3 separate regions of the Mus musculus genome follow, and regions 1 and 2 are each linked to region 3. The links are chromatin loops, found by intact Hi-C in ENCODE. Cell type or tissue: left cerebral cortex. All regions are shown on one strand. Each heading gives the region's core, and the rest is flanking DNA. Links, peaks and the distances in the headings are about the cores only.

What was found. A loop is a pair of places that touch in the nucleus more often than their neighbours do. Peaks named below come from ENCODE experiments on the same cell type or tissue, not always from the same donor. Only the 100,000 strongest peaks of a DNase experiment are listed, where the experiment ranks them.
Region 1: a loop joins it to region 3, with 3 times the contacts of the local background. A loop is called at or near these places in 5 of 42 quality-filtered maps.
Region 2: it touches region 3 in a loop (5-fold over the local background); 2 of 42 quality-filtered maps call a loop at or near these places.

What each region holds. Positions count from the first base shown.
Region 1 is chr3:35,085,524-35,095,567 of GRCm38, reverse strand. No RefSeq gene overlaps it. Among named protein-coding and RNA genes, the nearest start is that of Gm35255, 140 kb to the right of the region's middle. In left cerebral cortex, for the core only: no CTCF peak of the experiment used is centred there; DNase peaks (open chromatin) are centred at 4,956, 6,783 and 7,004; H3K27ac peaks cover 2,197 bases.
Region 2 is chr3:34,436,304-34,446,347 of GRCm38, reverse strand. Gm20515 (a long non-coding RNA gene) reads left to right here and starts at 7,508. Exons shown (of 3, transcript XR_003954604.1): 1 at 7,508-10,044. In left cerebral cortex, for the core only: no CTCF peak of the experiment used is centred there; DNase peaks (open chromatin) are centred at 4,118, 4,349, 4,856, 5,624 and 3 more places; H3K27ac peaks cover 4,386 bases.
Region 3 is chr3:34,654,873-34,664,916 of GRCm38, reverse strand. The region is part of intron 4 of Sox2ot (SOX2 overlapping transcript (non-protein coding)); the gene reads right to left. Among named protein-coding and RNA genes, the nearest start is that of Sox2, 9.9 kb to the right of the region's middle. In left cerebral cortex, for the core only: no CTCF peak of the experiment used is centred there; DNase peaks (open chromatin) are centred at 4,140, 4,896, 7,739, 8,040 and 9 more places; H3K4me3 peaks cover 2,755 bases; H3K27ac peaks cover 6,646 bases.

The DNA.
Region 1 (10,044 bases), core at 876-8,875, 430 kb before region 3:
TCTCACACTTTCTTACACTGTGCGTGCTCCTAGGCTCCCTGATGATTTCTTGAGAAAGGCCCTGGTTCTTGTAATAGTTTGGAAAACATGTATGATTGAAAACACTAATAGCTGAACTTTCCCAAGCTGACCACAATGGTGTGTGCCTGTGACCCCAGCACAGTGAGGGAGAGGCAGGTGGAGGAGGCCACTTGGGCTTTGTAATGAGACCTTGTCTCAAGCGAAGGAAGGAGAACGTTCCTTCTAACAAGTATCTGTTCTTCCCAATGCTTTCTCCTTCTGTATTCTGTTCATCAGACATATCTACTCATGGCGCTTCAAGAAGAAGCGCAGTCCCTTCAGCTCTGGTTTTTACAGGCAGAGCTAGACAGGCTGAGTCTGAGGACATGACCATATGTTTTTTTTCTTGTAAGCCTTTTTTTCTTCCTAAGCCAGTATGGTGTATTTGGAAGAGTGAGTGTGCAGACACGTTTGTAAGCATTCATTCTTGCACACCCATGGTCCTTGCTTTCACAGGCCACCAGCTGAGCCTTCTTCCCTAAGCAGCTCGGGCCCTTCTTGCCCTGTGGTCTCACCAGTCACATAGAAGCCACATCTCTCAAGCCCATGAGCAGCAGAAGAACACAGACCTGCAAAGAATTTCTCAAGAGCCATTGGTGGCTGACGGTGACATTTTGACTGCTTAGCGTGAGCCAGCAGCATCTTTGGATGTGCTAGTTAACAGTCCTTCCTGCCTCCCAGTTCGGAAAGTGGTCGGTGAGAGAACCTTTCTTCAGAGCTGCAGATGGTTGTGCTTCTTAAACATCTGCCCATCCTCAGGACAGCATGAAGTGGCTACTTTTGTTATCCTCACTTCACAGATAAGGATGCTGAACACCGAAGCCCCTCCCCCCCCCCCACGGAGTTCAGACTTCCAGAACCCAGGAAGCCATTTTTCTATGTGGTATATACACCTCTAGCTTCAACTCTCTGGATAGGCAGGATTTGCAAGATGCTCATTGCAAACTGAAGCAAGAGCGAGAAGTCAAAGGTTCCTCTTTGGGATGTACACAGATGAGGTGGGGAAACCCACAACAAAATGCCTCCTCCTTATCTTCTCCTGGAAGCTCCTCCCAGCTCCTGGAAGAATTTCTGCCTCCATTTACACTCCTCCATGCCAAGAGCCTGGTGTGTTCTTTCTGTCTCGGGATTCCTCAAGTACCCTCTCAGCAAAGTGCCTCCCACCCACCAAGTTCTGGAGACCAGAGAGGAGGTTCATTCTCTCTCTTCCTCACAGATACCTCTCAGCACCCAGGAGTGACTTGGCTTAGTGTTCACAAAGGGACAAACGGTGCTGGAGTCGGCCACAGATAGCTGCTGTTGCAGTCCACCCCACTGCAGAAGGACTGGATGACAATGCTGAATTGTCCTAGATAAGTCATTTGTCATGGATTCACCAGACATTCTGCCAAAGACACTCTGCCAAAAATGATCAGGATTGTCTAGAGGCCAGCACCCTAAACTGCTGTGGAGCACCCCATAAGAGGGTCCATGTAACTAAGTGGTAGAGAGGGAGTCACTAGATATTTAGACGAGGAATTCTGAACATGCAGGGACCAGAACTTAACTCAAAACCCAATGCATAATGAAGTCGTTGCTGGTGGCTTTCACCTGTGTTGTATCAGACAGCTTCACTGCAGCCTGAGTTGCAAACACATGTGTGCCTTGATATCACACTGCAAATGACACCACCGGATGAACACCAAGAAACACTGCCTGAAAACCCACACCTGCTCATATGTGAGATTATTATGTTATGGATTAAAGTGTTTTCATTGTGCATACAAAGTTTTATGCAGAAACACACGTTTTCATTATGGAAAACAAAATATTTTTCTATTTTAGCATGAGAATATAAAATTAGCACGCCTCTGGATTTTACTGTGCTATAAGGATTGATTTTTAAAATGGTTTGAAATGTTGATGTGTTTAAGAGACAAAGAAAGAAATCAGTACATGAATTTTGGGTTAGGGTTGGGACAGAATTTCTCACAATCTTGGACAGGCCTGGGTCATATAACATTTTTTGAGGTGAAAATAGGTAATGAATGAGTTGGCACAGTTTAACGAGCCCAGACGAAGGAAAGCAAACACTCGTAAACACGTCCTTCTTCATGGGAAGCTCTGGTCAGAACCACGGAAAATCGGCTCAAGGCGACCAGTCAGAGGTTTAGCTTCACCACCAGTAACTTGAAGTTGTGTCCTGTGTTTTTTTCCACCTGCAAGAGTCTTAGCTGCCAACGGGTTGCTTTAAACCATGACCCTAATGATGCTACCTCCTCACTTAAGATTATCAGTGACTTCCGTGCCTGTATCACTGGTTGGCCGTGCCAGGCCCTTCCTGGAAGGACACGTGCCTGCCCATCATACTTCTGCTCTGCTCTCCGTTCGCACATGTCACTGTGTGTGGGCATGTCAGCATGTTGCTGTAGTCTCTTCTGGCTGGAGTCTGTTCCCAAGACCATGTCCTGTAATTTCCCCTCAGTGTCCCAAGCTTAATTCTTTCAGCTCTTCTCATGGTTGTCTCTCATTAACTGTGAGAAAGGAGACCTACCTCTTAGTCTCTAACTTCTAATTGGTATTTAATAATGGTCACTTAAAAGAAAATGGTCACTTAAAAAAGATAAAGTGGACCTCTGGCCTCCACATACACATGCATATATGTGCATGACAATCCCAGATACACACATAGAGGAGGAAGCTCCCCAGATACACTTAAACTGTGTGGAGGGGTTGAATGTTGGCAGGTTGCTCTCTTCAGAGACCCATGGACACTCACAGCAGAGCATGTGTTTGGGAGTGTCCTGTGTCTGCTGTTGGGACAAGCATATGACACTTTCATCGCTTACTGTTCTTCCTCATCATTAAAAGAGCATTTGTAATAGCAGTAGACACCTTCTTGGCTAGGATACCTCAGAAGTGTTCCTTAGTTAGTGGACACACATTAGTCCTTGAGATAGTCTCAAATGATTCTATCGAAAGTTCCAGATTAAGAATAAGAGTCAACCCTAATCCTTCCCCAGCTCCAGCATACAAGGCTATCCCCAGCAGGGATCGGCCAGGACAACAGTCAATAAAGCAGGGAAGATCTAATGGGAGCTGAGCTACAGGGGTTTCAGAGTCTCAAGTGGTCTGGTACTAGCATCTTTCAGTCAAATCCAGAATGTCTCTTTGTCCCTTCACTCCAACCCCAACTACTGCCGGGCCACTGTTGTTCTTGGGGGCACAGTGGGCACCACTCTTTCTTTTCCTGGATAATTCTAAAGAGGTAGCCATGATCAGAAACTGACTCACCAAGCCACCTCTGGCTCCAGGCCTGATGCTGGCCTGTCTGTCCTTCTACCCTGTGAAGTCCATGGGAATAGGAGTTGATTCTAATGTGAATGAATTCACAGCTGATGCACTGCCTGGCTTGTCAGGCTACTCTTCAAAGTTACACTCAAGAGTTTTCCACCTTCAGAACCCCCATGCCACGGGCTGTTGTAGGTGATGAACCCTGATGTATAATGCCAGCCTCATAGCCAATGTGACCTTCTGGTACCATGGTGAAAAGCAGTGGAGCCAATGATTTACAATAAATTCCTCATTAGAACTTGATCTAATTTTATAGCCACATTTTCTTTCTATACACATATTCTTTGACTCCGCTTATACATATTCTTGCCTCTCCCCCCCCCCCCATAACTGCTTTTCTATGTTCATCATGATTTAACCTTTGTTCATGCTGAATAACCAACTGCTTAGGACATAGCCTAGAACTAATTCGTCTTTCAAATCCAACATGATTCCTCTTCCCTCACACTCTTCTGTTGCTCAACCCAAACCCGTTTTTAGCCTTCACTACATATTTTGAGATTGTAAGCTAAAGTGTTTTCCCCCATTGGTCTCTAAGCACTATACAGCCTTGTCTTACTTGGCCCCCATCTCAGGACCAGGATCATGGTGAACACTGTCAAATCTGACCAAGTGCAACACTGCCTTAGGACTTTCTTGGACCTCAGCCGTGGCGGTCTCTGCCTTTGCTGAGCCCCAGTTCTGTGACTCGGGGCATCTAAGCTCAAATTGTTCTTAAGGGGGGGGGGGCTCTGTTCTGTCAGTCCACTTCAGTCCTTACGGCTACTAAGTTACAGGCTCCTTGTGTCAGCCCACAGTACCTAGAAGTGTTGTTTGGATGGAAATACCAAAGCAAAGCTGGAGGCTGTTTGTTTTCTAAGAAAGGGGATAGTACTAACCTGATCATGAACCACAGAAAACACCCTATTTTCTAGGAGTAGAACTGCCCTGGTCAAATGTGATGGAGATTGTGTCTGTAATCAACTCCCATTTATCCCGGGCTTTCTGTAAGCCAGCAATGTTACATACATGAACACTCCCTTCTTATGATAGGTTCCTTTGTCTTCATGAGAGGACCCAAGAAAATGTAGAAGGTAAGGTTCAATGACTCTCCAGGGTCACCCAGCTCTTTAAAAAGACCCCACACAACACTGGAGAGGATTGGTACCACAGCCTGTATTCTCCATCACTCCAGGCTCAGGCAGGCTGAGGATTCTCTGTATATTCTTTCCTATGCTTCCTTAGTCGTGGCACAAGTCCACCCTGTCTCCCTTGGGGATCAGAGAACAGCAAGAGCTACGCTGGGCTGGACTTTTATGTGTGACTGCATTTCTGTTGACAGTCCCGGATGTCATCCTGGGGCTTGGGAAAGCCCAGAGGCACCTGAAGCAATCTGGTTTACCCAGACTTGAGAGCTTAGAATGACCTAGGGCCAGCAAGGAGGCCCCCAAGGGTCAGTGCTAATTGGGGCCGATTCCCCAGGGGTACACAGCCCAGACTGTTCCCAAGGAGTTCAGCTGGAACTAGATTGCTTCAGGAATGTGAGCCAGGCAAACAACTGCTCAATTGTTTGAGCCCCTGAGCTTGGTCCCCAAGCAGCTTCCCAGCTAAATGTAGGCCAACAAGATTGCTGAAAACTGTTGGCAAAGCTAAACGCAACACTTCCTTCATTTGCATTTAAAAATTAAAGTTCAGCCTTGAAGTGGGCATTAGGCAAACCCTCCCTAAATGAATACCGAACAAGTGCATGAGATCACCCTGGCACCCCAAGCGCTCTGCTCCCCAACTCTTGCAAGCAGAGAATGGTTTGTTTGCCATGACTCTTTCTCTACCACAGTCAAGACCTTGAAGCTGCAACCTTCCGATCGAAGGTGAAGCGTTTTAACTGACGGCTTTGTGGGTAACTCTGGGCTTCTCTCTAGCATCGCTGTTGAGACGGTTTCTTGACTTGCCTATGTTGAACACATGTCCAGAATCAACCCGCATCTATGTCTGGCATTTACGCTTAACGCAGATGGCAGATGTTAGCATGGAGATGTTCAGGGTCAGTCAGAAGTATCCAAGACATCCTCCTGCTCAGCCCATCTGCTCCTGCCTTCTCCTTCCCAAGATGCCTACACTATAGATTTGGTTAAGATTTTTGTTCATTTACTGGCTCTGGAGAAAGCAAAGGTTTCTCCACGTCTAGTCCCCCACATCTCTTGTGTGATGGTTCTCTGAAAACATGGTAGTATCAGAACAGCAAAAGTTGACAGATTCCAGCCTGTCACCAAATGCCTGTTTTTTAGAATTGAACTCCTTTTAAAAGTACAGCTCTAGGACACTCTGGGCTCCACTGTATGGAATCATGTCTGCAAACGGACCCTTGACTCACGGGAATTGATATTTTTAGGTGTATTTTGAGACTTTATTGGCTCTTATCTACCTTCATGGACTTTATTCGTATACATCTTATCCTTGTGAATCAACGACACCACCTCTGACTTGACTGGGCTGACTGGACAGATGTGGCCAGCCCAGCCCTGGTTAACACTGCCTAAAATGCTTATAAATTAAATCATAGACACAATGTAGCTTCCCTCCAAGCTTAAAGTTCCCCCTTCCTTCTAAAGCTGGCTTCTGGCTCCTCAGGATGGGCTCTTTTTAAGGGAGCACTATCCTTGCAGTGTTCTGACATTAGATGACTAAACAAAATTGCTGTGGCCCTTTGAGTTTCTGGGTACATGTTTGTTTAGAGGTGTTGTTTTTATTTGGGAGGCGGGGGTTCTCCAGAGAAGCTTGGTTTGTTGTCTGTGCCCATGATCAAATTACTTTGTAAATGGCATGAAAATGCTGTGTATGTGTATACACACACACACACACACACACACACACACACACACACGGTTGAATCTACCAGAGCTTCATTTTAAAACCATGTGGGTCTACGGCCATTTCCACCAAGGCAGGCCCAGATAAGCGAGGCTTGTTTGTGTGCGTGGTCATGTCCATCCTGAGCCCATGTCTAATTCTGTGGGCTCCCTTCTGGTTTGTGGCGCTGTTGTATCTGAACCTAACCCCCCTCTCTCATCACAGCAAAAAGTTTCTTAAGAGCTTAACTTACAGCCGAGTGCCAGCTCCCCCCATTTAATTTGTCCTGCTACCCCGGCACTTGTCATGTGTGTTCAGGCAATGGTGAGGTCAGTTCTCAGGGCCCAGCTCTCTGGACACCCTCAATGATGACCTCATTAGAGGCACAGATGTTTGCTGCACTTTGGGAGATGGGGAGAAAGCAGAGCAGTAAACTAGGCCAGCTTGCAATAAGGCTGTTACCCACAATTCAAGATAAAATGCCGGATAGTTCCCACTAGGTTCTGGTCGGCTAGGAGACAGCAACTTATTAATCTTGTGTCAGAGAGCCAGCTGCAGCAAGGCCGTTTCCATATTTCACCACTAACCCTATGTCTGGACAGCCATTGTCTTTTCTTATGAAAAAACTCTACAAATCAGCTGCGTTCTCTCTCTGCCTCTCTCTCCTCTCCTCCTTTAGCTCCGCAAAGCCCCCCACTTGTCCTCTTTGGAGAGTCGGGGCGCACCCTCCAGCCTGGGCCTGGCTTACTAATTCAGAGCCCGTGCTTACTTTCTAACTTTAATGATATTCCCTCAGCGTAGCACTTCGGTTGCTTGGCGACCGGATTTGAGCTAGGCCTCTCATTTGATTCCCACACATCAGACCCTGAAAAGCACTTTTTTCCCCCGTCCCTCAGCTTTTGATTCTTTCTGCTCTGAAACCCTTCCCCCGCGGTGTCAGTATGGGTGGGCAGAGCGGTGGTAGGAGGAGGCCAAGGGTGAAGGGCGGCCTATAGTGCACTGGTTACACATCAAGGCCTCCAAACAAAGCCTCCGGGAACCCTCCCTGACCAACACAAATTCCCCTCAGAAAAAGCAAATTTGGCTTTCCCTCATAGTGTGGGTGTCGTTTTGAGACTTTGCTTAGATACTTTATTAAATCTGATGCCTCTCATTGTTTTTTCTGCTGTTTCTCCCCAGAGACTTCCCATATCAACAAGTTGCTGTAGGCATAAGCAAACAGATTACAGAGAACTGAAATAATCGAACAGACAGCAGGCTGGCACCCACGCTTCTGATAGCTTCTAATTAAATCATACTATCTGTTAGTGAAGAACCCTCTATCTTGGTGTTGGGGGAGATGTGCTGTTTACCCCCACGATAAGGAAACATTTTATGCTAAAATGTGTATGTGGACATCCATGGTGCGACTGGCAAAAAGATGAGGGGAAAAATTTTCCCCATTTTTGTCTTTTTAAAGAAAAATAAAAATGCTATATATGCTATTGAAAAAGATCCACTGTAGAAAACAAAAACCAAAAAATAAAAAATCAAGGCGTTGAACATACTTCTGTGTTTTGTGGTTGAAGCTCTAACACAAGAGGGGACAGTCAAGGAAGGACTCAAAATGAAGGATGCTTGAGTTTTCCGATAGTGTTGTTTCCATTGAAATTATATTATGCAACTATGTCCTTAAGAGGCACACACCACACACAAACCACACCACACACACACACACACACACACACACACACACACACACACACACTCATAGCAAGGAATGAGCTGCTTCACTGACTAGAGCCAGTGAACAGTCATGCTTCTGCATACAGATTCCAGACACACGGGAGTATGTTCTTACATGTATATAAATGTACGTATAGTCTATTACACAAGACTGTGTGCAATCTATTATACGTAGTCATGTATAGTCTATTTTAAAGAGAGACACACAGAAGCATGTTTCATACATGTGTGTAGATTCGTGTCTATGCATTTAGACACGGTGTGGTGGTCTGTTCTAGAATGTAGCTCAGATATTCTTGTTGGCTTCCTTTCTCACAGATCCCTAAGGACTTGCTCACACAATGCCCACTCTCACATGCCAATCCTGTGTCCTGATGGAAGTGTGACCTTCCCACTCCATGGACACTTGAAAGCTGGGTTCTTAGACCTTATTGTCTTCCTGTTGGACTTACAGGAGGCTGACAGAAGTCTGTTGTCTCCTTCTCAGCAGTGATTAAACCAGTATGCAAAGCTCTTGCCTTCCATTCCCAGGTACTGGCCCAAACCTCCTTTTTCCTGTGAACTGCCTTCATAGCTGATAGGTGAGTGAGATTCAGATTTGTACAGTACAGTCCTAATCTGACACTCAAGCAAAGATTCTAGATAATGTTTAAACTCTGCTCTTCTTTCTGCCTAAAGTTTTAATCCGTACATTATCTGTATTTTAGGTGAACAGACGGGCAGATCGGATTCGTTATTCTATAACAGGATCTACTGGTCATTCTACTATAGGGTAGCTTCCTACTTCCTGTATGCCAGCAACATTTTGGTTTGGGGAAAATGTAGGCCATGGTACACTAGTAGATAGTTGGTGAATACTGTATAAAGCACCCCTGTGGTGAAACTATTAGTAAAACCGGAGAAGCAAGGGCTCTTTAATTTTACATTTGTAAAGAGAATTTTAGAACTCAGTTTGACTATAGGCACACGCACACTCAGACCTTGTGTGACGGGGTAGAGGGACAAGGGAAAGGGGAATAAAATTCCATGCAGGGTGGGGACAGCCATCCAGCTATGTGGTGCAGAGTTAATGACGGGCAGAGGGAGCTCTGAGGACCCCTCCCATGTTGCTGCACAGTGTCTGTGACTTCTCAGAAACACTGTTAATAATGGAAAACCAATCACAAACGACACTCAACTTGATGCCCTGCATATTTGTTATTTCCTCTTCTTTTCTACATGGTTTTTGCTCCCTCATGCTCACCTGAGCCCAACTAAAACTAAAATCTCAAAAGAACAGGCATACCTCAGGAAAGACTTCCTTAAAATATTTTTAACCTTACCCATCTGGAGTTTCTAAACTCCTGTGATGGAAACGTGATCACGTTATGCGCCTGCCTGTTCTGGGCTGCCCCTGGGTTGCCTGTTCTGGGCTGCCCCTGGGTTGCATGTTTGCTTCTGGAAGCTTGCCGCAGCTGCTGTGTGCACTTTCCCACTGCTAACGACAACCACACAGCCCTCCAGACCCGTCATGCTTCTAGACTCCTATCCATACAACAGGAGCAGAGCACAAGCTCGAGAAACTGCTACCTCACTCTTGACGTCTGTAGAAGACATGAGAAAAGTTAGGCCAAAGGAGGACGAAGATGGGCTCACTGCTCTCATTAATGAATGGCTGGCCGGCCATGAGAAACAAGATTATTGATTTAGTGTTAGTTATGGCCATGGCAACAAAGTGAGTATTACAGAAGATAAAATAATAGGGAGACATAAAATAGCTTTGATCCATGACCGTGGGACCTAAAGAGGGCTTCACTTACTAGAACTGGCCAGCATGACTTGTGTTGTTCTTATGTTGATCTGAATGGAGTATATGGCTCCCTCGGAGTTATGTTCTCAGTTGTACCTAGCACCTGAGCATTTGTCACTCTTCTAGATCACACAAAGCAACAGCTGTGCAGTAAAACAAGGGACTGTGAAGTAGAAGAACTCAGAGATGTGTCTCCATCCTTGTCATGGTGCCTTTAGTTTCAGTTTCCTTGATGTAAAACCAGGGAGGCAGTCACACAGAGATCAAGTAGCCTTTCCTGCTAGTTCTTGCTATGTGGTTCTGTGGTC
Region 2 (10,044 bases), core at 1,386-9,385, 220 kb after region 3:
TGGGAACACAGCAGGCTGGTGCACAAGGGGTGGTAAAGAGAAGCTGACATTAGATACACTCGGGTAACAACTTCTAGCCTACCCTGACTTATTTAAGGGCATGCCCACTTATAGAGAAGCAGGTGGCAACGCCTCTCAACCCGTTTGATTTTATCTTAAGTACAATCTTATCTTGGTGCCACTATTCTGTGACGAAAACCTTAATGCTGGGATATTGCAGGCTCCAATCACTGACTTACACAAACAGTTTGGATTAAAAAAAAATGAGCTTGGGCTTATGACTCTATCCCAACCCCGCATCCCCCACCCAGCACACACATCTGGAACAGCAGGAGCAGCAGGAGGAATCACATTTGGCATGGCAACTGGTGTTCATTCACTTCTGCGGCAAGAGTACCCAAGCGCCGTTTCAGCCTGATAAACTTCCCAGTTGTTTAGTTGTGTTTTGCTTTGTTTTCCAGGTAAATGTTTCCTCCCTTCCTCTGACAGGGAGATTAAGTTCCACCAGAGTTTTGGGCTCTTATATTGCATTTTTATATCAAGCAAAGTGCAAAAGATTATTTCTAGCATTAATCACTGCAGCTAATAAAGATGGGCCGCCCAGAGGTAGGGCCTGATACTAGGAAGCTTTTCTAAGCGCCTCAATGAAGATGCTCAATCGCATGTAACTCCTGTACAATCCACTAATAGAGAAACAGCGTTAATGAGGGATTGCATCATCACCAATGGGCCTGCTGAGTAGCTTGGCTCTGGTCGGCTGCTGCCAAAATGCAGTTCTCATTTCCAACAAACAAAGTCTATCTGAGAGACAGCACAGAGCCCTTCAGAACCGGGAAGTCCTGTGCATAATAATGAATCCCAGCTCTTCTTTTGCCAAAGAGCCTGGGCCCTTTCAATGTCATAGGTCAGCCCAGTGACTCAGAGAGGGCCTGATCCTTATCTAAGCGTTTGCAGCAAAATTAGAATGTGCTGTAGTCTTATTAAAGAAATGTTTGTCCCCCGTCAATGAGCTGAAAAGAAAGCAGCTCAATGCACTTTTGCAAATTACAGCAATAAACTGCTTGAATTAACTGCTTTATTACAAATATTTAATTATTCGGAGGGTTAAATATCCAACATTTTAGAAAGGCAAAAAATTAGCTACCGATTTGGTAACCTAGCTTGTTTAAAATCTCTCATGGTGGTGTGTATTTGCGTTTTTATTTTAAACAGTCCCAACTTTGAGGTGTCTTCCTTGTGAATTTAGCCAGTTTCCTTTCATTGTGAATGAAACAGCAAACACACACAGCTATCACTCCTGAGGTAAGCTGTCAAGAAAATCAAATCTGCAACTCATGAGCACCACAAAAGGCAGACTCTGTTTGCTTCTCTGGGAGCGGGAACACTTACACTGGAGGACTCCCGAGCCACAGAGGTCGTCAAGTACAACCCATTCTAAGGGACAGATAAAGTAACATGGCCATTATATTTAAACAGTTGCTAGTTAAATATTGTTTAAAGTATACACTCCTTTATTTAAAAGGGCCAAAGATTAAAACTGTACGTTAAAAAGAAAATTTGACAAATGCATACTAAGCAAAAAGCAAGTGTTCTCAGAGAGAAGTTTTTATGCCCCCACACAGAATTCTGTTCATTAATCCAAATGTGTTTTCCATTTATTAAATCATATGAGGCAGATGGAAATTATTTTTAAATAGATTTCTTAAAAAAAATTAGTAGGGAGCGTTTCTCCATAAAGCAAAGAAAAACATTACAATAACAGAAAACGGGTCAGGATGCGCCTGCACAGAGGGCATATCAAAGCGTGTTGTCGCCCGCTGTCTGTATCAGCAAGCTGACTGCTCAGGGCCAGAAAAATCTGCCATGTAGGTCCGACTCTTCACTGAAGCTCTTAAATGCGCGCTCGGAAACTACAAAGTGCTGAATATATTTTCAGTCTTTTTATGTGACGATTTACAACTCGTGACCTTAGGCAGTGTTATGCGCGTAAAACAAAATGACGAGACCACCCTGGTTCAGAGCTGAATAAAGGTAGTATAGAATCAAACTTCATTATCATTCAAATGTCAGGAGGGAGAACAACAGAAACTCCACAGTACATAGATATATAATTCTATTTTGCAGTTTTACTTTATAAAAATGCCCCCTCTTCACTTGTATTTTGCTATTAACCAGCTCAGAGCAAGTAGACAATTATCTAAGCTTAATGTTGAAGTAATAACGTGCTACAAACATTAAAACCCTTGAGGCACGTCAGCTGGGGCCTGTGGGGGATAAAGCCGCGACCAGTTGCTCCTCGGGCTGCCCACCCTGACGTTCAGGAAAATTATCGTTTTGCTTGATTCAGACCCGGACACTGGGAGCCCCTGACATCGGGATGACTGTGCTGGCAGCATGCCTCCTGATACCCACAAGAGCTGTCCCTGCTCTCTGTCCCATGAAAGGAGTCCTTGTTACTTCTCTTTGATAGCTGGCACACTGCCCCTTTCACAGACCCAACGAACCGTCATCTTGGATGTAACAAATTAGTACATTCTCAGAATAATAATAAGCGCAGGCATGAAAACACCGTTGTTTTTACTTGGAAATGAAGTAACTCATTTTAGCTGAGTGACTTTTTTCAGTGCAGCACCCCAGGCCAAAGAGAAAAAAAAAAGAAACTTTTTTTCCCCCTTCTGAAAAGAATGGTCAATTTCAAGAGAGATATGACACACGCTTTACTGTAAAAATCTGAGAAAGTCAAATTAATTGGGGGGGGGGAGAGCTTTCACTGTAGAATAATTAAAAAGAAAATTAGGGGCTCAAAGGAAATCCACACGTACCTAAGTGATGTGTCATTAGAGAAATAGGATCGGAGATGACTCACCATGGTACTCAGTTCTGATACCAGGTTAAGATGTATCTTGTGAATTTTTTTTTCTACTTGTAAAAAAAAAAATTAACTAGGAGTTAAGAAAAGATCCGGTATAATAGAAAACTAATTGAATGTCTCGAGTGTTAAAACACTAGAGAGTACCATGAGCATGTTTTCATATGTTAATAACCATGTCAAAATGTTCTTCCAGTTCTCAGAAACATTTCCTTACCGGTGAGGGAGCTTCTCTAGTCTCAGGACCGCTCCTTTTACTACATTAGTAAGAGAAAGCTAATGTTTACACATTTGCATATGGGATGAATCTACTTCAAAGGCGACCCACAACCACACGGGAAACACCTTTGCTCTCTCCCTACCTGGCAACCTCAGAAAGTCTGGAAAAAAAGGCCATGAGAACCTCTGTTACTGGATCTTCACAGCCGCTCCAGCTAAGGGCTGACCTAGGCTCCAAATAGCGAGTGTCCTTTTCAAATAGACGGTCAGTTGAGATTGGAAGAGCTGCCAAGAAGTGCGGAAGAATAAACTAAATAAACACTTATTTATACTCTTGTAGATACGGGCCAATGTGGACGTTAGTTAGCTCCAGAGGACGGCCTAGAGATTTAACAATCACTAATTTGTTCTCTGTTCTCGCTAGCTCTTGTCTCCTGAAATAAATGGTCATATTTTAATACAAAATGTACTATAAATTTATTAAACTTTCTGGTTCAGATGAGTTCAAAATATCTCATTATAAACGGAGACTGTCCTGAGAGGCAGTCAAGCATGATTAAAAAGATCACTCTTTTACACAAAAAAATAGCCTTCTTACTTTACCCTTTGTTGAAAAGACATTTGGCCAGCCACAGGGGAAAGACATAATCTACTTTTATATTCAAATAATTTATTTGAAAACTCCATGGCTACGATGACCCTAAATAATTCTGGGTTGAATATACATATTACATGGGTTTATGTGACCTTAACCACTGACTTGTTTTAATGTGCCATCAATGATTTTAGCAATTATTTTTTTAAAGGAGAAAGACACATTCTAACACTTTGATTTAAAAATTGCCATTAAATAAAATTATAAGGAAAGTACACGTTAAAGCGCAGTGTATTTCTGCCAATAAACCCGCACACCCAGAGTCAAGCTTGGGATGTTACTTGCTGTCCTCGAGCAGCACCCATCTCTCTGATCTGACTCACATTCCAATACACCATCTACCTGGTGACAACGTGTCAGAAATGGTGCCATCGCTATTTGGCTTTCATGGAGACAAACAGCACTTGCGGAGCATACAAGGCTTCTCTGAGGATCCGTTCTGTTTAGCTCTGGGCATTTGGTCTCAGCATCTTGATGATAAGGTTAGTTGTATAGGCTCCAGGCAACAGAGAACTTCATTTTGAAACCTCCTCCCCACCCCCACCCCACCACCGCCCCAGGAGCCAAAGAAGAGGCTAGCAGTGACTGTTTGCCCATTTGCTTTAAGACACTGTCCCTTTCATTCAGCTGCCCAGCCAGTGCCCACTGTTACATAACAGCAGAGAGTGGCGGTCCACAAAGCAGGTAGGACCCTCCTAAATACTCAGCTCTCTTATTTAGGGTTTTAAGAAAACAGACAGTTGTCAAGCAGCTGTACAAAGCATTTAGGAAACTGTTCCTACATTCTTAATTTCTTTCCTGTTTACCAGTCGCAACCAAGCCCTAAAAAGTCCAGAAAAGGAGTCCAGAAAGTTTTCTGATTTTTGCTTATGTTTTTTTCCTTCCAACTTCCCACGGTACGCATGAGATATACCCCCCCCCGCCCCCCTGCCACCTCCCCATACAGAAAACCAAAATGCGAAATGTGGACTTGTGCATTCCGGGCGCCTCCCCAGACTCTGCCCCTCTTCCAGCCAAGCAGAATGAGTATCTGGGCTAACCACACATTTCAGGACAAAGGAGCTAATTCATGGGGGAGGGGAGACCACACACCATTTATAAGGTTTGTTCAGTTTACAAGAAAACCATTGTCAATGCTTTGTTGATTCATTATCAATGACCCTCGTGACAAATAACAAGTGACCACCTCCTGGCTCAACTCTCCAGCATCTTCCCCATGCAGGAGCAGCCGGCCTCTACTGGGCTAATTGCTAGTCAAGAAAACTGGAACTGTGGGGACAGGAGATGGCTCTGATCACAGATGTAGCCTTTAGCTTGAAGATTTGATGGAACTGTGGTTCTGGTACATGGAATATCTCAAACAATAGGGTAGTGCTTGCTTTTACTACATGACTCTGCTGTGAAGAACCAAATTCCAGTAGAGGGAGAGAAAAAGCCAGGAAAGGACCATAGAGGCTTATGCTGCTCTATGCAGGGGCCACCGCCAGGATGTTTCAGTTCCTACAAATCTTCTTGTATCCCCACCTACAAAATAGGACTAAAGTATTTTTTTTTGTAAAAAAAAAAAAAAAAAAAGGGAAAATCACCTTAAAATCCTTTGTTGGAAAAATGTTATACAGAGAACGAGCATTATCTTCCTCGTCCATTGAACCTTTGTACTTTTTTCTCTGTCCTGAGGGAAATAATAAATTGACATATTTTCTATCATCAGAGATCCTTTTAAGACCACAATGTGATTGCACTCCATGCGCCTCACACTTATCCCCATTAAAAACACACAAAGGGCCGAAGGCACGATAGGACTGGGTGGTACAAAGGGCGCACCAGATCTGCTGTCGTACAACACGGGTGCTCCTGCATCACCTGGCCGGCTCCAAGGCAGCGACAAGCAGGCCCTGTATAATTTCCTGCTGAAACTGTGCTCTATGGGAGAAAAGCACACCGATTGTACTCCCTGTGGTCGATTGGCTGCAGATCAGCTCTGTTCCCCAGCTTCTCCAGCACTTTTAGCAGCACTGTATCTTTTTGACTGGCTGGTTTAGCTGGAAACACAGGAAGGAAATCTGTTATTGGGACACCTATATAGTAGCATTGTCTCTTCTTCTTCTCCTTCTTCCTCTTCTCCTTCCTCCTTCTTCCTCCTCCTCCCCCTCTTTTCTTCTTCTTCTTCTTCTTCTTCTTCTTCTTCTTCTTCTTCTTCTTCTTCTTCTTCTTCTTCTTCTTCTTCTTCTTCTTCTTCTTCTTCTTCTTCTTCTTCTCCTTCTTCTTCTTTCTTCTTCTCCTTCTCCTTCTTCTTCTTCCACCTCATCCTCCTCTTCTTCCTCTTCCTCCTCTTCCTCCTCCTCTTTATCCTTCTTCTAACAAACCAAAACCACCCTGAAACTGTTCTTTATGAGGGGGAAGCAGAAAAAATCCTTCTACTTGTTTCTTCAACTGCATCAGCTGTGAAATTCCAAGTGGTTTTCAAAAGAAGGTAAGACAGTAGTGTGTCAAGAGGCTGGAGAGAAGGGCATTCTTAGGGAGCACTGAGGGAATGTTCTCAGTAGATACATAACACGGAAAGAGGATGTAATCAAATGATCCTAGTGATCCATGCTAAGAGGGGGTATAAGGACCGTGAACTGAGGCTGTCTGGAGGGCAGCGCCCAAGCCTCTATGGACCCTATATGTGTCCTTAGAAGTCAGATGTTCCTTATCTCAAGTGAGTTAAGCTCTGAAATAAAATTGTAGTGACAGAGGAGAAGCGAGAGAGACTACCAACACTGAAGTCAGAGGATACAAAAAAAAAAAAAAAAAACAGCAGAAATTTCTCCCAAACACTAGATGTTCTTCCCAGAGGGGTGTGAGGGAGCTTTCATACCTAACCCCTCAGGGCTCCATCTGCCTGTCAGATTATTCTGAAGACACGTGTTGTTCAACAACCTCACAAGAAACAAGAGGCTGTATTGACTTAGGGTTGTTTTAGTTGTAGATCTCTTTGGACATCTAGTTTGAGAAAGGGGAGGGGGAATTCATGGTAGATAATATTGAGGCTGACCAAGATGGAGAAGCGAGATGGCCACCAGAGGTAGTACCCTCTTCCTAGTGTTCAGGTCACTCTGGATTCACGGACAATGACTCTCTGCCCTGTAATAAGTGCCCTTAAAACCAACACTTCTTTGCTGTTTCTACTTTTACTTATTTAGTCCTGGCCATGTGGCAGGCAGTTGGTCAAGCTTTATAAGTGTTGCGTAGTCCTCTTCATAACTCTGTACCCTAAATACCATAGTATAGCAGCCTCCATGCTATGGATGAAGAGAACAGAACCTTGAAGAATTACAAAGCTAGCCTGAATCAGCCTATATTAAAGTATGGAGTCAGGACTGTGCCCAGCTCTGGAAATCTGCTTCTTGCCTGGGACTATGGAACACCTTCTCTTCTCTCTTTTCTCTTCTTCTCTTCTCTTCTCTTCTCTTCTCTTCTCTTCTCTTCTCTTCTCTTCTCTTCTCTTCTCTTCTCTTCTCTTCTCTTCTCTTCTCTTCTCTTCTCTCCTCTCCTCTCCTCTCCTCTCCTCTCCTCTCCTCTCCTCTCCTCTCCTCTCCTCTCCTCTTCTTTCTCCTTCTCCTCCTTCTCTTTCTTTCTCTTCTTTCGCTTTCTTTTTCTTTTTCTCTTTCTCTCCTCTCCTCTCCTCTCCTCTCCTCTCCTCTCCTCTCCTCTCCTCTTCCTCTCCTCTCCTCTCCCTCTTCCTTTTCCTTCAGTCCTCTTTCTCCTCCTCCTTCTTTCTTGTTTTGAAATTTTGTTTTATTTTAATCACTATTCTTCAGGATTATCATAGACATACAATAATTTGTATACTAGGTCAAATTTTATAAGTAGATTTAAGTGCTTTCTCACTAAACTAGGTTTTATTTTTATCTAATCTAGCAGGAATGTTCTGAGTAGGAATAATTCTTTAGATTTTCATCAGTATATGTTACTGATATTAATATTATGATATTTCCTCACATGTACACAACATATTTTGAGGAAGATGACCACCTTTATCCCTCTGTGTCACTCAAGTTGTGGGCTTGGCTCACTGTATTTTTTTCTGCATCTGCCCCTGTCCTCTAGCCTCTGAACCAGTACATGATTCTCTACTTCTGTGATCTCATCTTTCTTAGATACAACTCATAAATTAGGTCATGCGATATCTGCCTTTCTGTGCCTGGCTTCTAGAACTAAGCTTGGTATGTTGAGAAGACAGCCACGTGTTCATGTTCAAAGCGATGCTCTTCTTAAAAGCCAAGATCAGGAAGATTTACTCCCAGATGAAGGGATAAGAAAATCATGGTACAATACAAGATGCAATTGTGTCATATTATGTGAGAAGTCAGGCCCTTGCTAGTCTTCAGTGAGAATTCAACAACATGTAGACTTGTTAGCTTCTTTTAGCTCAGGCCTGTCTTCTGTGCACCTTGGTGCACTTGCCAAACTCCCCTCTTCATCACATCCCACTGGCCAGTGTTGAGCCAATGACTTTGTTTCTATGTGGCTCAACTTCTGCACTAATGAAATCAATATATTAATTTTTGCTGATATTGCTTGTGTCTCAATGAATTAATACTTAGAAAGGCTTCCCTGAACTTAAACATGCACAACAGATATTCGTTGTTTAATCTTATTTTAGCCTTATATTTATGTTTATATAAAGTCTGCATTGCTTGCTTGGCCAGCGTATGAATAATTCAGTTTGGACCTTAGAATTTTTGCAGCTTTGGGATTCCCGAGTTCATCTGGGAGTTTAGTACTTGATAGATAAGACTGCATCTAAAGTCATGGTCAAAGAATGTTGGTATCCAACCCAAATCAACTGACCCAGAATCCTAAAGGCAGGTCCCAGGAAAGTGCCTTTAAAGCAGCTTTCCATTTATCTTTACGTACGATTAAGTTTAGTGACTATTCATTACAGCCTAAACCCCAGGTCCACTGAGGAGAGAACAAGGCCATGGAAGGTTAAGGAATTCTCTGCAGACGAGAGTGGGGGAGAAAGCCCATCTAGTTTATGGAATGAAAAAATTGGCACATCTCACATCACCAGTGAAACACAAACAATTCCAAGGGAGCTTCAGCAACAGTGTGGTCCCAGCCTTTGTGTTAGGATAAAAGAGGGGCGTGAACGCAGATGAGGCTTCAAATGTGATTCCAGGTCCGTTGGCAGGAAGATTGATCAAGGTTTGACCTAATTGTGGTCTCTCATTGATGGGCAAAATGTGAATCCCAATGAAGAATTGATCTGCCACTGAACAGAGAGTTACTCTACTGTACACAGCCGGCGCCACGGACAGAGTGGCTTAGTCCTGATGAAGATGTGTCTATTTTGTCTTGTCCATTCAATTTGACATTTGTCTTCTGGCAGAAGATCCTTTATTGAGACAAGGGACAGAGATGCTTTTTTATTTCGTTGGAACAGCATGAAGAAATTTTGCTTTATTTTATTGTAGGGGTGAGCGGATATCAGGGTTGGGAAAATTATACTTCCTGGATAATTACTTCTGAGATAGATGGTTCCAGTTGAGGAAAAGCCACACGAGAAAATGAAGTCCCTTCTTAATAACCGGACTATTCATGTTACGAAGGGACTACTTCTATTTTTACCAATGAACGACATAGTTGATTCTGAAGTCACACACATTGTTGTGTTGGACAACCACACCCACTGATTATGAGAACAGAGGTCTATTTTAAATAAATGAAATTAAGATTTTTTTAAAAAAAGATGATACTATATTTATGCATGAAAGATGTAATATATTTCCTTAATGAAAAAACAATCAAGACATTTACCTACAATTATTATTCAAATACAGGATTTTCATGTCTACCGGAAGCTTTCACTATTTTTACTGTTCCTGGAGTGCTTGGAGTGAGCATAGGCTAGCCCTCTCAGGAGGGCTGCCCTATACCCTGACTGGGCTTGCCACGGTGTGTCAGCAGGATGAGTACTTGTGAGGGTTTGGCATGCACGAATGTGTAGTTTGTTTCTCTAGAAAAGCCTAACTAATATAGGAAGATTCACAGGCGGGTTACTCTAGCTTTTAGGTAATAGACATAACATCATACCATTCTAGGATGAATGGTTTCCATGTGGGAACATCAGTGATTTGTGGAAATTAACTTTCTTTTCTAGTTGCTACCCCAATTGCTATGATTCTTGTGTGATATCCTGCTTCCCTCCTGCCTCCCTCCCACTTTCTTCCTCCCTCCCTCCCTCCTTCCTGTACCCTTCCTTCCTTTCTCTCTATTTTCCTTTTGGAGGGTGGGTAGTAATTTCCTATACATC
Region 3 (10,044 bases), core at 916-8,915:
CTAGAGCCTGTTTCCAGCTTCGACCAGCACTCCTTTTCTAGTACAAAACTTTATCTCCCCCCGCCCCTGCCCCAGTCCGACTCTAGTTTGAAACTTTCGCTTTTGATTCATTTGTTTGAGATTATTTCCCCTCCTTTTCTGCGTTGGCTAGGTTTCCACTGTTTTTACCCTGAGGGACAAAAAAATGTGAAGTTGTGAGAAAAGACGATGCGAGGGTCGGACAGTTGGAGGCGGGAGGGACGTCAACGTCTGTCTGCAGTCAGCTAGTAAGTCCGCAAGCCCTCTGCAATCCCTGTGTGACCCATTTGGGGAGTGGGGTGGAGACTAACCGGCTGCCCGCAATGCCAAGATCAACACTCGGAGCGAATGTTATCAATAGACCAATTTTCTGCTCTTACCCGGGGCTTTTTTGTTTCATTCCTAAGTGGAGAGTGTCTGAGCTGCGCAAGACGCAACTGCACGGAGGCGCCCGGAAAGAGAGGGCGCTAGAAGCGGGAGACGCAAATATGGAAATTAACTCATTAGGAAGGGGTGTGGTTAGCGCGAAGCCCCCTCCTCCATCCCTTCCTTTCTCCCTCGCTGCCACCGTCCTGGCTTGCTAAATATGAGATTACAAACAAACAAATAAAGCAGAAGCTGACTACGCTGACTACGCAGCCCCAGATCAAGCACGCTCCAGATAATTCTCTGCACTCAGCGCCGAGGCCAGTTCTGCCACACAGCACCCGCCCCTGCCGCCACCGGGGGCTGCGGCGTTCCCTGCGCCATCTCCCGCCGCCCGGGACTGCAGCGGGGCCGCCGTCACCTTTCGAAGGCGCAGCACGTGGTCCCAACACTCGGCGGGGTGCACGTTTTAAACCCTAAGACGCCAGCTTCAGCCACTGTGGCGCCCTTCCGAGGGCCTCTGCTGACCTCGAGGTTCTTCTGCAAAGGCCCTGGGTGCTGGTGTGCTCTGAGGGAGAAAACAATCGAGCTTAGAAAAGAATGTTCCCGAGTCTCTGACCTGGGCTCCCCCCGCCCTCTGCGGTGCCGTACTCCCAGCGCGAGATTGCAGTGTACCAGGGCTCGGGTGAGACAAAAATTGGCACCAAGGCGGAAGCCTGCTTAGCGTCAGAGCCCGAGGTTGAGATATTAACAAAAGACGAGGTGCCTAGGAGTGAAGTCTGTGGGGTTGGACCGCCTGGGGTGCAAAATTCAGTGTCTAAATAAAATCGTGCGTGCGGGGGGGTGGGGTGACAATTAAAATGAAACAAAATGCGAAACTCGTCCTCAGTTGAGTCGGTCTTCCTACTCTCTAAGTCTTTATACAACCCTGTATCTAAGTCCTCAAAGCGAGGCGTAGTATAAGGCTTTAGGCAAAAATGATACTTCTAATGGCTGTCCTTCCGGCGACCGACCTCCCCGCCCCGGCTCCCATCCTAGTGCTCCCGTAGCTGCGGGCCCCTTGGAGGAGGCTGCGCAGTCCCAAGCTTCCCGCTGCCCGCAGGCCACCGCGTCTCAATGCGGGTATTGTCCGCCGCGGGTGGGGAGGCCAGACGACCAACACACAAGAATAGCAATGTGCCCGACTCCTGTTAAGAGAAAGTTTCCAAATGTCCTCCTTGTGCTGAAATACTACTTTTTAAAAAGTGCGAGTGCGTGTTTCGGTGGGCAAAGATTCGTTTTTGAAAGTCCACTCTCAATTCCTCAACGTTTTCCACTTCTTTTAAGTTCTCAGAAAAGGAGAGAGTGGGCAGAGAAGTGACTCGATTTGGGGGGTGGGGGATTGTAAATATGGTTGACGGTCAGTGGGACGGTTTTGAAATACCGGCAGTTGTCACCCAGGTCTGGTTCGGGGACGCGGGGACAGATGCTCGGTTGGCGCACAGAGTGGGAGGAGGGCCCCGGGGCGCGTGTGCTCAGAAGCGTTTCGCACCTCCTGTTTATCTTAGAAAGGCGCGGAGGGGTGGGTGGGAGCGAATTGTTCCTTTTCCCCGACAGGCAGTATTAGTTGACTAAAATGGAGAGGCGGGCACACACAAAAACAAAACCTCCACAGGCTGCGAGTCTCTCTCCTCTGACCCGAATTCCAAAGGCTGGGACTTGCCACTCAGAAGACCCTAGCGTCCGCGGTCTTGTGACCACAGCAGAAGCAGCGGTGGATGCCTTTAGAACTGGGCCTTTGGGGACAAGGGTGATGAGGCTATCTTTCTAGCAGCGGGGACACCTTCCTTCCATGAGTGGTCTTTCTTGTGAGAGGGTCTCTGGGTACTCTCAGCTTTTCCCAGGCATTTGAGAAATAATGGCTCAAGTCCCTTGCCAAACTGTCTGAGACAAGTATATTCCAAGACCCTGCAATACTAATTCCGTTTTTTTTTTTTTTTTTTTTTAAAATCACACCAGAACAAAATAAGACCAAACCAACCAACCAACCAAAACAAAGCAAAACAAAACGCAGACCCCTGCTCTCCCTGTCCCACAGCCAAATTCACCGTAAGGGCGCCCAAAGGGTTGTGGCTATTTGCAAGTCGTGTTAATTTGGTGAGCTGACTGGATGCCTTAATGATAAATCCCCAATGTAAAGAGCCTGATACAAGCTCTAATTGCTACTGGGAACTTCAGGTGGTTGCTAGGCTCCGTGGACCACAGCCACCCCAGAAAGCCTCCAACAGTGTGTTTGGATGGTGGGTAGAGGGGTGGGGTGGAGTTTCTACAGCTAGCGGTGCCCACATCTGCTGGGACTTCCATATCGAAGCTGTTCATTTACCGGAGCCAACTTATGAAACCTCCACAATTAGATCTTCATTGTCCTTCCCCCATAATACTGTCTAGAAAGAAAAGGTCTTCTCGGTCGGGGCCAATCCAACGAAGCGTTTGACGTTATTAAATAATAAAGCGATTGTGATTTACATTGTTGTTGAGAAAAAAGGCCAATTATCCACTGTTATGTTGCCATAAAGATCATATTAACTCGAATTAGTAATCAAACAATATGCGAGCGCTTTAAAGTACAGCAGAACTGGGTGACAGCTACTGCGACGTCTTCACTTTCACCAGCAAACCCACCCGCATCGTCAGCCGGAGCAAAAGAGGCCGACACCACAGGCCCGAAAGGAGGGAAGAGAGCTGCGAAGTGGTGATTAACCGTGTCCAGTGTTAATTATTCTCAATTAATCCCAAACAGTGCAAACCTTTCCTAGTTCTCTGCAAGTTCCCATGTTGGGGATGCTTTGAGGATTGCGCCTCTTTGGGAAGGAAGAGGCGCCTTGAGTACCTGCGGGCTGAGCAAAGGGGCTGGGATGCAGGTGCACTCGAGAATGCTGCGCGTGGCGCGCGCGCGGGAGGCTCACTGCCTTCCCTACAGCTCCAGCTGCAACCCGAGGCAGACTCCAGACGTGGGCAAGGCCCACAGCATCCTTCCACCTCCCCCCCCCCCCCACCTCCGTGAATCCTGCGTCTTCTCTACTCAAATCCCTCTCGCGCGCGCCCTCTGTTATTAGGTTTATAACTCTTTGCCCACTTAAATCTGTGCAGCCAACCAAGGAAATCTAAATAGGTTTGAGTTGCCCCTTGGGTACCGAATGGAGGCTTTAATAAGAAAGATTAATTGTGGGTGTGTACCGGCCGGAAGATACGTTAGCGCCTAAGCTGCAGGCTCTGTAGATGGGGGAATCGGAACACTTCTTCTAGGCCTAGACTTTAAGTAGGCGCCATAGGCATACCCGCCGTAAGGCCCCAAGCAAGTGAGCTTTGTCTCACTCTCAGACATCTTTTCCTGTGATTCGGGATTTTATAGAATTTGGTCTTTCCTATCAATGCCTTTCAGAACCACCCAGCGCACTCCGGCTTCTCCTCTTACCCAGAGGAGAGCAAGGGTGTCCTTCTTAGTCCCACAGAAGTGTTTAAGGGAATCATAAACAGGGTTTATTGAGGAGGGGTGTTGGAAAGTTGATGCTTTTCTTGGCTTGTTTTAACTGTGTGTAAACACTGAGTAATTTTCCTCAGCACAAACGGGAACCGTCTATTAGTTGGACCACCTTGGTGTCACCCTCTTATCACAGGCTAGGGTGGTGCTGAGGGAAGTATCTTGCCTTTCCCTAAATCTTCAGACCCAAAACTAAAACCTGGCCAAAGCGTGGGGGGAGGGCAGGGTGTTTAAAGAAGGGCCTGACTGCCAAGTTCCCAGTAGCCTCTCACACTTAAATAATTCCATTTAAAACTTGCTGCACCCGGGCCTGAGCTCACACCAGTGTGAGAGGAAAACTCTTCTAACGTCTGCTGGTTGCCAGCAAGGGCAGCTAAAGGGTGGTCGCATTTCTGTCCAGAGTTTTAAAACAGTTGCCGCCTTTCCTGACCCCCTTCTCTTCCTCCCCACCCCTCTCCCCAGTAAAACCAATTCAAAAGGGGACAGGACTGTGCTCAGCAAGATTAAGGTGCCTTCATTTGTAGGATTAGCCCTCTCATGCCGCATAATAAAATACTAGAGGTCCTTTTACATTTAAACAAATACACGAAATTCATGCCTTCTCTCCTTTCCTGTTTGATCTCACAGGACTTGCAAGACCCAGGCTTGGATCCTAAGTAGTCTCAGAAAAACTTTTAACTTAGAGTTCTCAGATCCTAGCACATCTGGGCCTCTCGAGCATTGATATTGGGTGAGAGCAGAGAGATCCGCTTACTTTTAATATCTACAGCAATAGATTTGAGTTGGGAACTCACGATTAAAAGTCTATTTGTTCCTCCCAGGGCTCATGGATTTCAATGCTGGCCATAGGAACCACAAAATGTTCATTAAAGGAACCTATGCAAGCCTACTGTATGGCCACTTTGTCGGTTCAGAACTGTGGATGGGGGAAAGTATGTGAGTGTGAGCCGATGTCACGCTGGCCACCAGTGTGTGGTCTATTGTGGGAAATGCTGCTTTTTGACTGAACAGAGGGCCCCCTCCCCCTTCCCCAGCTCTACTGCACCTGCAGTGGATGAGGGAGTCCCTGCCATTCAGCCCGTCGCAGATTGTTCAAACAGAAGACATCTCTGACAGCACTCAATTCATTACATTTCTTCCTGCTTTTCAAACCAACACACACACACAAAATGAGTATTGCCAGCCAGTGACAGCCAAAAAAAAAAAAAAAAATCTTAAAATACTTTATATGCAGCTAATTTAGAAGCTCACACAACTAACCATGAAATATTTTGTGTCCTTAACTTGGAAAGCTTCCTGGGGCTGGGTGGGGGGTGGGAGGATTACCTGCTTTTTTTTTGTTGTTTTGTTTTTTTTTTGTTGTTTTGTTTTTGTTTTTTTGTTTTCTATCGAAACCTACCTCCATAGTTTATATGGAAATAGTAAGTTTGTAGAATGACATTGCTTACAGGGTAAGGAGAACTTTCTATAGGGATCAAAGTGGAAACATGCAAGAGAGAATAGGCCCTGATTAATCTTAGCAGAAGGGCCCACTTGATACATACTCATAATTTATGCTGGGGAGCCAGCTTGCTAAGAGAGGTAGGGTACCCAAATTCCAGGAGCAAGCTGCTGAGGAGGAAAGAGGAAGTCCTGGGGCCTGAGGTAGGTGTGAGCTAAACATTTAAATCCATTTCCTGACAGCCAAGCCTTACCTCCATATGCTCAGCTTTATTTTGCCATCTTGAATTCTGAAATGATTTGCACTGATTTCACAAAGCTACCGAGAGGGTGTTTGGAAAGCTGGCGACAGAGTGTTAGCCTAGTTTACCAGAAGTTGAAGTAAACACACTCCCAGGAGATTTTAAGGCACCTTCCCTGGAGTAGAGGAGTGGAGGGAAACAAGCAGAAAGGGGACCTTGAGAGACAAGCTTGCTTCGCCACGACTGGACTGTAACCTTACGCAATAGCCCAGATTGGAACGGTGGCTGATTTCTGTCTAGTCATTATTTTGTGAGATTCTGGGGCCATATCAGAATATAAAGTTCGGTTTCAGACCATTCGCCATAGAAGGGAATCCAAAAAATGGAACGGATTTAAGGGTTGAAAAGAAATCCTGGTCAATGCACTTCTAGGAACACCAAAGGATGTCTGTCCACCAGTGAGTGGCTCTGTCCCTCTTAGACACACTCCAGCTACCAAATGGTTTTCACCTTTAACTCACTCGTGGAATGTCTATAGTCAGTGTCTGACTCAAATATGTTATTGCTCTTATTTTGAGATGGGTCTAATGGGGCTCTGGCTAAAAGCTGTGTAAACCCCCAAGAGTGGAAGGTATGGAGAACGTGGAAATGGTATGCCAGTGGTAAGCCAGAAGCAACTGTCAAAACCTCCGTGACATCAGAGCCAGAAGACTTTAGAAGTCCGAAGCTGTTGCTGGGACTCAGGAAGGCTGAAAACAGAGAAGCCACGGTCTAGAAAGGCCTCTGGCCTAATTTGATAAGAGCCTGAAGACAAAACAAAATACAGCTGACCAACTCATTCTGATCCTAGCATAAACTCTAGCTAGCAGGTCACTCAACTCTGAAAGCACACATCAAGGAAAAGAGTCCTGCTGTAGAGGTATGCAGGCCATGTGTGAGCTTATCTGGGATTACTTATAAGAGATCAGCCATTTGAATGTTGGGGTGGTCAGGGTCCTCCAAAACTGGGCCTGCTAGTATGATGGAAATCAACTTTACTGTTTTGGCCAGGAACTCTCTGGTGTTTCCTTTCCTGTATAGGCCTCGCAGAGTAGCTGCAGACCCTGACATCCCAAGTTGGGGGTAGGGGCATCTCCCCATTCTGGTCTGGCCACCAGTGGTAAAGAGTGCTAGGGGACAAGTCACTGCTCCTTCTAATACCATCAGCATTTTATTGCCCTTTGGAGGTGGGGCAACTCGTCTCAAGCGCCAATATTCTTCCTTTCAGGAAGACACACACAGATGGCAGAGTCTCAAAGTAACTTCCCAGGCTAACCCTAAGTCAGAAGGGGGGTGATAAAGAGGCAAGATGAGTGACCCCCAAGACTAACATCACTGCTTAGCACCCTAACAAGGGCCAGGACCTTTGTATACAGCTTTGAGACTGCCTTGGCACTGGTTCCCTGTCTCTCACCTTCTGTTAGACAGAGGGTTAATCTCAGGCTCCAATCAAGCCAGTAGATGTAGAGGGGTGTGTGGAGGTGGTCTTATACAGCTATCTCTTACACATCTTAGGAAGTGAAGGGCTGGTTCATCTCGACCTCCCTCCTGCCCCACCCCCCTACCAAAATAATCTCTCAAAGCCTCCCACATTTTTACCAGTCCTCTCTGGCTCAAATCTTGGGTGAGAAGAGCCCAGTATGGCTTGGCCACAGGCAAAGGACTAGGGTAAGATGTCAAGAAGACAACACCCAGGCCAACAACTTCCGATCTTGAGGGTATTAAGCCTATAGCAGCCATCTCTGAGGCCAGGAGGTCAACATATAGAGGGTTCAGGCTCCCGAGCAGGAGGCAGGGGACTCTGTAACCTAAGTCAGAAGGACTCTGTAACAGCTACACAGTACCAGAAACTCGGGCAAGTTTCTTTTGGTGCAGGGTTGCGGGGAGGGCAGAGACACTGGGAACCCCTCTGCAGCTTTTTTGGGAGTCTCGGGGGATGGGGGCCTGGCCGCAGTGACGTCAGGTCCTAGCCAGTCCAGGTTAGCTGCCGACTCCAGTCGGTACCTTGCCAGTCTCCAGGCTTTGGCCCTGCAGTCCCTTCCCTTCAGGGAGCCTGCAGGAGGCTGGAGAGCTCTCAACTCAGCCCTGCCGAACCTGGGCCTGGAGAAGCAAAAGTGGTTCAAAGCGCCGAAATCTTTATACATCCGTGTCCACTTGACTCGCTATAGACAAGCAGATGGGGTCATAAAACTAATGGCCCCTCCGAGGTTTGAATCACCTGACTTGCCTGCCAACTAGAAACACTGCCTCTAGTCCGAACGCTGGCCCAGAAGCAGCAAATAAATCTCTGCATCCCTCAAATGACAAAGATTACCGCTTGCTTTTGGAGAGGAACTGACAGCAGCGCCCAGGAAGTTAGCACTATTCCCGTTCTACCAAAGTATAAAATACAATCTATCCGGGACCGCACACAGAAAGAGTGCTCTGACTAGAGAAATCCCTGCTTACCTGCGTACTCCAGTCTCTCCAAGAGAGGTTTCGTTAGTCAAAACAAGAAAGTCGAGTCGTCCATTATTTTCTAAAGGCCACAGAAGGAAAATATCCTTGCGGAGAATAACAATACTAGAGCTGGCCAGTATCCCTAGAAAAGAAGAGGCTCCCGGCTGGTGTCACGAACACATTTCCGGGAAAGTTTTTAATAGAAAATAATTATGAAAGACGTCGACCTAATCTTGCAGTTTGAGCCTTTTCCCTGTCTTTGGAAAGCGCTGTTGAGCTTTTTATTTTAAGTTTCCAGAGGCTGTGTGCCTTTGGATATTATCCAGACTCTCACAGTAGAAGCCGGAGTGTCTCCCTTCTTCCAGGGATCCATCTCCTAGATAGAGTCCCTAGGGAGAGGCAGTCAGACATCTTTCAAGTCAGGTCAAAAAAGAAAGTGTAGAATATGAAGTCAAGCCCCAACCCCAGGCCCAGGTGGAGCCTGAAAAGAAGTCTTAGCTCCAAGAGCGAGAAGCAGCCGAAAACAAACAAAAACAAAGCAAAAAACCCCCCACAGAGATGCAAATTATTTTGAAGTAATAGTAGGGTGGGGGTATGGGGGGGGATTGTGAGCTCCAGTCTTGGCTAAAACAGTTGCAGCCAAAAGAAAAACTCCAGGAAGAAAAATATGAGTGCCTATTTTTCAAAACTTTCAAAAACAAGGAATTGGGGTGGGGGAGTTTGAAGAGAGAAAAGTGCTTCCAATCCCAAGATAGGTAGACAGACAGACTGACAGACCGATAAGAGATGCCAACTAGCAGGTGACCAGGCCACAGTCAGACCTCAATTTCAGAGCAGTTAGCTATAAACTGTGAGCAGTTGAAAAGTGTAAACCTCGCGCACACAAAGGCACGATTTAATTTCACTCTTCTAATGGTTCTAAATGAAGACCCCAGAGCCATGCAGTTTAGCAGTTGTCCTTGCCCCCCCCCCGCCCCCTCCCCCCAGGCACTGATCAGCTCCTTTTTAATGTGAGAAAGCTGGCAGCTCAAACCCAGTCAATGGAGCGCCTACAACAAAAGTTCTGCAAAGCTGAATGAATTGGGCTGTAATTACTACCCCCCAGCTTATCTCTTATTCATTCAATTTATATTATTGTGAAGGAATCTTACTCTCAAAATCATTCGATTACCATTTTACCTAGGGTCATGGAGGAACTGGCGACATGGCAGGAATGTGCCCTCCCTTACAGCCTTCAGACCAATAGGAGAAGGGGGGACCACCTTGCACCCCAATTTACTCTGCCATTACTAGAACTCAGTACTCTAAGCCCGGTGCCTTCCATTTCAAACCTTTGCTTTTATTGTCTAACAGGATACTGTACTCTACCTGTGTTCAAAGCCTGACAAGAAGGGGCTGTGAAATCCTCCGACTTTGCTATTTAGACAAGGCAGAGGTTATATGAAATACCACCCAGCCTCCCCAACATCACAAACTCTAGAAGATCTTGCTAGACATGATGATGAAACGAACATAAATTATATTGTTTTTCCTTTTAAACTAAAAATAGTTGCTGAAATAGGGAAGGGGGGAAAGGGTATTTCTCTCCCTTGGCTTTGGAAAACATTTCGTGAAAGAAAAAAAAAAAAAAAGTCAGTTTGGGCATGCCAGGGCTTCACACACCTTTCCATTTGAGATGCTGCTGATGGAGAGTCTCGGGAGGTTTCCCCACTGCAAGAATGTGTCGCTTTCCAGAAATAAGTACAGCTATTACATCCAAATCTACTAGCAGTCTAAATAATTAATTGAAGCATTGCTCTTTGACCTTGAAAAGTCCAGTAGGGACACATTTATAGTAATAATACCTCCGAATGAGCCCTTGTCAAATATTCATTTAGTGGTTAATGTGAGCCATTTTCCCCTGGGATGGTCTGTGATACCAGCTTCCCGGCATTGGCAAAGGAACCTTGTTAATCTACTCCCGCTCAGCAAAATATTTTA